Linked DNA regions of Homo sapiens: regions 1 and 2 are each linked to region 3. A link is a loop called in an ENCODE intact Hi-C map of the cell type or tissue named here. Cell type or tissue: heart right ventricle. All regions are shown on one strand. Region 1 overlaps MCF2L (MCF.2 cell line derived transforming sequence like). Region 2 has its middle 13 kb from the start of MIR8075. Region 3 has its middle 30 kb from the start of GRTP1.

Region 1 (2,500 bases), 360 kb after region 3:
GTCTCTCTTTCTTTCTCACATTGTTTTCCCACAGCCCTGCTGCCCTGTACGCCCTCCATAGCTGACATATTGTCTCAGCGCCACAATTTTCTCTGTTTATTTGCTGTTGTGTTCCCAGTGTGTGCTGACCACTGAGACTTCTCAGCAAGCAGTGCCTGGACACACAGGTCTGACCGTCTACCTGTGCATCTCCTCCCCGGCCATGTGGTTCTAAGGGGGCCATACAGGGTCTGGAATCTGCTTGTCGCTGGTCTCTATCGCCTCTCTGAGACCTTGGCTCCTATCAAGGCCTGGCCGATGTTGGTTAAATGGAGCTCCATTAGGAGTAGGAAGGGCTATAGGGTTTTCAGAGATCCGAACCTGCCCTCTGACGAACGAGGGCCCACACCTGTGTCGGCAGACACCCGAGGGCCCACACCTGCATCAGCGGACACCTGAGAGTCCACACCTGCGTCGGCGGACACCCGAGGGCCCACATCTGCGTCGGTGGACACCCGAGGGCCCACACCTGCATCAGCGGACACCTGAGAGTCCACACCGGGCGTCGGCGGACACCCGAGGGCCCACACCTGCGTCAGCGGACACCTGAGAGTCCACACCGGGCGTCGGCGGACACCCGAGGGCCCACATCTGCGTCGGCGGACACCCGAGGGCCCACACCTGCGTCAGCGGACACCTGAGAGTCCACACCGGGCGTCGGCAGACACCTGAGGGTCCACACCGGGCGTCGGCGGACACCCGAGGGCCCACACCTGCATCAGTGGACACCCGAGGGTCCACACCTGCGTCAGCGGACACCTGAGAGTCCACACCGGGCGTCGGCAGACACCTGAGTCAGCAAAGCACGAGCTCACCCCCTTCGCCCTGATGAGTCGTCTTTCCAAGGACCAAAAACTTGGTTTATATTAACAGGTGCCCCAAACCATTTGGGGCAAACCTATTTCAGTCTAATATTCCAAAAATGATGAGTATAGTCAGATGTAGTGCTTAAATTGGGACACCTGGCATTTGCATATGAAAACAGAAGGAAAGTTAAAATTAGAATACAACATTCTTTCTAAATTGATAAAAGTGATGCTTGGTTTAGAATGTAACAGTTGAAACCCCTTAAAAGCAGCCTTCACGAGAGATTTGTCCATTTAATTTGCATTGACATGTGAAAGAACAGGCCTGGTCAATTTCACTTTTTTCCCACTTAAAGAATGTGCTGGCTGTGCAGCTGTCTGGAAACTGCGTGCTGGGGAACCGCCTGTGCCAGGGTCTCGTCCACCATCTCCTGGAAGAAAAGGTCCAAGCTCCCCTCCCTCTCTTGGTCTCCCAGGGATGTCCCGGGACCGAGCCGCAATGCTCCGCGTCTCCAGCAGAGGGCAGCCCCGCCCCCACCTTGGGAAGAGGGTCCCCCGCAGAGGGTACTTCCCGGGGACACAGCACCCTCAGGGCGCAGTGGGCAGGTCTCCTCCTTGTCACTAGCCTGGCAATTTTGCTCGCCAGGGATGCAGAGACTTCCTCTGGGACGGTCCCCTCTGCCAAGCTGCACCTGCAAGGCTTGCAGGGACCCTGGTTTTATCTGCAGAGGCCATGATTGACCCCCACATTTTTAACACACTCTGCACTTCTCAAGAAGGCATCCCGTAGATGCCCTTAGGAAGAAGATTTCCCTTAGAAATGTGTCAAGAATTGTTCACTCTCTCTGGAAGGACATGCTCAATGGCAACACCCTGGAGGCACGGGGTCCCCACAGCACGCCTGCAGCCCCGTGCTCACAGAAATCCAGGGGAGCTGCCGCGGCTGCTGCGCCCTAGGATGCCGGGACAGCCAGGGGACAGGTGGCTCTTACAGGCCCGCAGCTTCCCTTCTGTGGGTCCTTCTGATCAGGGCACATGGGCGTCCTCCCAAATTCACACAGGTTGGGTTTTGTTATCAAAGAGTTTTATTTCCAGATAGAAAGGGAGCATTGGGTCTGACACTGATGAGACCTACCTGGGAAGAAAGGAAACGTGGGTAGAATGCACGCATACACTCACGCTCACACACACCCCCCACACACCACACCCCACACTCACCCCACACATGCCTCACATAGTCCACACATACCACACACACCACTTACCCCACACATGCCACATGCTCACATTACACACACACCACACATACCCCACACACACCCCGCACACGCCACACACACCACACACTCACCCCACACACACCACAGGCTCACATTACACACACTCACACCACACACTCAGACACCCACACTGAGTCTGGTGGGGGAAACAGCTCCACGGTCAGCAGCACTGCTCATGGCTGAATGAAGCTGGCATTTCCAGGATCTGATTTAGAGCGTTTGGTGATAGAAAGGCCTCTTCCACTTTTTATTATCTAAGTGTGACCAGAAAACCTGAGTTTCCATACACAGGTGAACAGTGGGGATCCATGGAGCTGCCTCTGAGCAACCTGGGGCCCGCGTGTCCACAGCGGGGACTGGGCCTGCGCTCCGGCC
Region 2 (2,500 bases), 120 kb after region 3:
TGTGATCCTCCCATTTTGGCCTCCCAAAGTGCTGGGATTACAGGTGCGAGCCCAGTGGTCACAGAGTCATCTTTATCTGCCATAATTTTAGGTGTCTGAAGAAATAAGCTGCCATCTGCAGATCCACCATGCCACCTTTACACTGATCTTCCGTAGCACGCACAAGAGCAAGCTCATCAGAGACCTTCCCAGAGGCAGAGAGCACGCGCCTCACCAGCTTCTCCAACACGCCCACAGTGATCTGCTTGTTTGGGACCTGTTGCCCCTTCTGCAGCTGGTGCAAGGAGTCTTTCCTTAAGAAATGCCCTTGTGCCCAGGAGAGAGTAGGCTCTGGAAACTGCTGTAACAGTTGTACAGAGAAGACAATGCCAGCTGCGTGCGTCTCGTGGTCTTTCTTCATCCTTTAACTCATCTGTGTCTTTATTAAAATGACTCTCTGGGCTGGGCATGGTGACGCACGCCTGTCGTCCCAGCAGTTCTGGAGGCTGAGGCAGAGGATCCACTTGAGCCCAGGAATTTGAGACCAGGCTGGGCAACACAGTGAGATGTCATCTCTACAAAATATAAACAATTGGCCAGTTGTGGTGGCGCACACTTGCTACTCAGAAGGCTGAGGTGGGAGGATTGCTGGAGCCTGGCAGATTGAAGCTGCAGTGAGCCGTGATTGTGCCACTGCACTCCAGCCTGGGTGACACAGTGAGATCCTCTCTCTTGAAATAACAGTGCCTTTGTAGTAGACAGCATATACTTTGGTCTTAATTTTCTATACAGCTTGAAAATCTTTGGCATTTAACTGGAGTGTTGTTTATGTCATTGTTACCAATAAATTAATGAGATGGTCAGGTTCAAGTCCACCCTCTTTCCATTTCCATTTGTCCTATCCGTTCTTTATTCCCTTTTAAAAGTGAATTTCCAGGCCAGGCGCGGTGGCTCACGCCTGTAATCCCAGCAATTTGGGAGGCAGAGGCAGGCAGATCACGAGGTCAAGAGTTCGAGACAAGCCTGGCCAACATGTTGAAACGCTGTCTCTACTAAAAATATAAAAATTAGCTGGGCATGATGGCGGGTACCTGTAGCCCAGCTACTCGGGATGCTGAGGCAGGAGAATTGCTTGAACCCAGGAGACAGAGGCTGCAGTGAGCCAAGATCACATGACTGCACTCCAGACTGGTGGCAGAGCAAGACTCCATCTGAAAAAAAAAAAAAAAAAGAATTTCCTGTCTGCCTTTTGTAAAACAAACATAAAATTCAAAGCCCCCTCAGACCATCTGAATGGACCGCTGTATCAGGGAGGGCATTTCCAAGGCTAACCTGAAGGGCTGGCTCCGGCCATGATGGGGGCAGGGGTCAGACATGACTCATGATACCGCCTTTTGGAATTATTGATAGAACAGACTCTTTAAGCCTCATGAGAATCTGTTCCCTCTGAAGCCTGCCACCTGGAGGCTGCATCTGCATGGTGAAAGTTTGGTCTCCACAGCCCCTTATTATAACCCAGACATTCCTTTCTGTTGATTCCAGGTCTTTAGATAATAACTCTTTCAACCAATTGCCAATCAGAAACATTTTAGATCTACCTATAACCTGGAAGCCTCCCACAGCCCCTGTTCCAGACCAAACTAACGTACATCTTACATGTATTTGATTGATGTCTCATGTCTCCCTAAAAATAAATTAGTCTGTGTCCTGACCACCCTGGGCACATGTTCTCAGGACCTCCTGAGGCTGCGTCATGAGCCATTGGTCACTCATACTTGGCTCAGAATAAATCTCTTCAAATATTTCACAGTTTGACTCTTTGTCAACACTTTGGATTGAGTGTTCTTTCAAATTATACTTTGTCTCCTCTGTTGGCTTGTTCTTTCTCTCTTTGCCTCTCTCTCTGGTATTGTTAGTGGCTGCCCCAGGGTTACCACACACATCTCTGGCTCATCACACTCACTAGACCATCTCCCCTTTCCCCCAGGGCTGTCACACACATCTCTGGCTCATCACACTCACTAGACCATCTCCCCTTTCCCCCAGGGCTGTCACACGCATCTCTAGCTCATCACACTCACCAGACCATTTCTTTCCCCATTCTTTGTGTCGTGTCATTCGTTTTACTTCTACATATGGTATTAATGCCAACATATATTATTTTTGCTTTCAACAGTTGTTTTTAAAGAAAATAATGATTGTGTAGCTAATTTGTGTGAGTGTCTACCCAAATGCTTGCAAGTGCGGGCGCTCCCCAGGCCTTCGGCAGACCCTGGCTTCTATCTGGCTTTGCTTTCCAGCAGCTGAAGCTCCTTCCTCCTGCACTTCTCCTACTAGAGGTCTCTGTCTGAAAAGGCATACTTTGCCTCCATTCAGAAATGTATGTTCACTGAATACAGACTTCCCAGCTGACAGTGTTTGCTTCAGCTCTTCACTAATGTTTCTGAAGATAAGCCACTTAGATTTGTATGGAACTGGGTTTTCCTGATGAAGAGGCACTGTGCTTGTGCGTGACTGTGAC
Region 3 (2,500 bases):
GAACCAAAACCCCCAATTTTTAAAAGGAATCGGTAACACTCACTACCTCTGAGGATGTACGGAGACAGTCATTCCTGATGGGACCAAACATTGGCCCTTCCTTTTTATAAAGCAATTTGGCAATAATGTCAAGAACCTTTAGAAGGGGTGGCTCCTCAGCCCAGCAATTCCAGCTTTGAGAAACTGTATTTAGGAAAAGCAATCTGTCCAGCGTGGTACTACTCAAGATACAGCCATAAGTGACACAAATGTCCACCAATTAAGAGATTAGTTGGCCAGGCGCGGTGGCTCACGCCTGTAATCCCAGCACTTTGGGAGGCCGAGGCGGGCGGATCACGAAGTCAGGAGTTCAAGACCAGCCTGGCCAACACAGTGAAACCCCGTGTCTACTAAAAATACAAAAAATTAGCTGGGCGTGGTGGCGGGCACCTGTAATCCCAGCTACTAGGGAGGCTGAGGCAGGAGAATCGCTTGAACCCAGGAGGCGGAGGTTGCGGTGAGACGAGATCACACCATTGCACTCCAGCCTGGGCAACATTGCAAGACTCCCTCTCAAAAAAAAAAAAGAGATTAGTTAAATAAAGTGTGGTGTCTTATTCAGTGAAATAGCAGTCATTTAAAATTAGCTGAGGAAGAACTTTGTGAAATGGAAAATATTGTACCATTTAATGTTTAAAATCCAATATAAGGCCGGGCGCAGTGGCTCATGCCTGTAATCCCAGCACTTTGGGAGGCCAAGGAGGGTGGATCACCTGAGGTCAGGAGTTCGAGATCAGCCCGGCCAACATGGGGAAACCCCATCTCTACTAAAAATACAGAAATTAGCTGGACATGGTGGCGGCGGACGCCTGTAATCCCAGCTACTCAGGAGGCTGAGGCAGGAGAATCGCTTGAACCCAGGAGGCAGAGGTTACAGTGAGCCGAGATGGCGCCATTGCACTCCAGCCTGGGCAACAAGAGTGAAGCTACACCTCAAAAAGAAAAAAAAAATCCAGTATAAAATAGTAGATTCAAATATGTAAATACGTGTGAAGGGGGCAAAGAAAGAGAAACGCGAAAAAAGGTGAGCAGTGGTTATCCACGAACACCCGATGTGTAGGTGTGTTTTCCCGTCGTTATCTGTCACTGCTTTCTGCGTTAATTTAAATGCACTTGCATCACTTTCAGGATCAGAAAATAAAGGCCTATGTGTGACCCTGGGGCGCTGGCGGGGGCTGGACGGAGGCCCAATGCCCCTGTTGCCCATTGTCTCCAGGCTTCTCCAGGACTCGGCTTCCCGCCTCTCCTTTGGGGACCGCACGAGTCACTGGGGGAGGCTCCGCGGGCAGCAGGTCTCTGGGAGGGGTTGTCGCCCCCTCGGTGCGCAGGGGAGCGACGGGTCCCTCCTGCACCTGCAGGGACAGGCCTCGGGCTGCACCGTCCCGCGCCCGCCTACCCCGCGCCCGCCTCGCCGGACGCCTCCTGCCTGAGTCCGCCAGGGGGCGCTGCCGGCCTCCCGGGCGGCGGCTGCTGCAAGAGGAAGCCCCGGCCCGCGAGCTGCTGCCACATCCGGACGCCGCCGGGAGCCGCCGGGAGCCGCCGGGGTGGGCGGGAGTCGGGGCGGCGCGCAGGTTCCCGGCCCCCTAAGGGACGGTTGCCTTCCCCAGAGCCGGGGACACAGGCGTACGTGCGGGGACCTCGGCGCTGGCCTCCGGGCTTCTGGAGCCCCTCCCTGGTGCGGAGCGGGGACGGTGACCTCCTCGTGGATTCTGGGAGGGGCAGCCTTGGCATCAGGACCTGGAAGCCGGAGAGGCTGCAGGGCTTCCAGCCATGGCCTTGCCACCGGAGGTCACGTAGTGTTTCCACATTTCCTTAGTGTGTACATGTGTGGGTCCCTGTGTTGTGGAGGGCTGTGTCTGCTTGGTGTGTGTGCACACGCGTGTGTGCATGGGTGGGTCCCTGTGTTGTGTAGGGGCCGTGTCTGCTTGGTGTGTGTGCACACGCGTGTGTGCATGGGTGGGTCCCTGTGTTGTGGAGGGCTGTGTCTGGGCAGGCTGTGTACACACCCATGTGCATGTGTGATGCGCACTGGGGCACTTGTCTGGGTAGTAGAGGTGGAGGCCTGTGTGGCCATATGTGCAACTGTGTGTCCGGGTGCGTGTACCACAGTCTTCCCTAAAATAGTAATACTGGGACCTACGTCATGGGGCTGTTGTGACCGCGTGTGGCACTCCATGTGGGGTGGCACAGCCAGGCGCTGATCCGGCCACTTTGCCAGTCGGACTGACTGCGTGTCCTCTCCTTAGGGGTGAGAAGCTTCCTGGCATCGGGCCTGGGCTCCTGAGCCCCTGAGCCAACCGACTGATGGTCCCTGGGAGACAGCCCCCGCCCTGCTCCTGCCCCCCACACCTGAAAGGCTCATTGTGTGGGTTTGCTGTGCTCCACAGGGATGTAAACCGCCCCTCCTTTTCCCTGTTCTGTCTGTGAGAAGGTGCCAGGGATACTTTTTTTTTTTTTTGAG

What was found. A loop is a pair of places that touch in the nucleus more often than their neighbours do. Peaks named below come from ENCODE experiments on the same cell type or tissue, not always from the same donor. Only the 100,000 strongest peaks of a DNase experiment are listed, where the experiment ranks them.
Region 1: it touches region 3 in a loop (4-fold over the local background); 32 of 110 quality-filtered maps call a loop at or near these places.
Region 2: it touches region 3 in a loop (5-fold over the local background); 68 of 110 quality-filtered maps call a loop at or near these places.

What each region holds. Positions count from the first base shown.
Region 1 is chr13:113,028,533-113,031,032 of GRCh38, reverse strand. All of the region lies in intron 3 of MCF2L (MCF.2 cell line derived transforming sequence like), which reads right to left. Among named protein-coding and RNA genes, the nearest start is that of MCF2L, 61 kb to the right of the region's middle. RefSeq lists an enhancer at 615-1,139. In heart right ventricle, a CTCF peak has its summit at 1,358 (motif pointing right); a DNase peak (open chromatin) is centred at 1,379.
Region 2 is chr13:113,274,424-113,276,923 of GRCh38, reverse strand. It overlaps the pseudogene LDHBP1. Among named protein-coding and RNA genes, the nearest start is that of MIR8075, 13 kb to the right of the region's middle. RefSeq lists enhancers at 1,196-1,490, 2,443-2,500. In heart right ventricle, a CTCF peak has its summit at 1,453 (motif pointing left); a DNase peak (open chromatin) is centred at 1,435.
Region 3 is chr13:113,393,126-113,395,625 of GRCh38, reverse strand. No RefSeq gene overlaps it. Among named protein-coding and RNA genes, the nearest start is that of GRTP1, 30 kb to the right of the region's middle. RefSeq lists silencers at 1,235-1,344, 1,355-1,704 and an enhancer at 1,622-2,163. In heart right ventricle, CTCF peaks have their summits at 1,267 and 1,473 (motif pointing right); a DNase peak (open chromatin) is centred at 1,515; H3K4me3 peaks cover 1,370 bases; H3K27ac peaks cover 856 bases.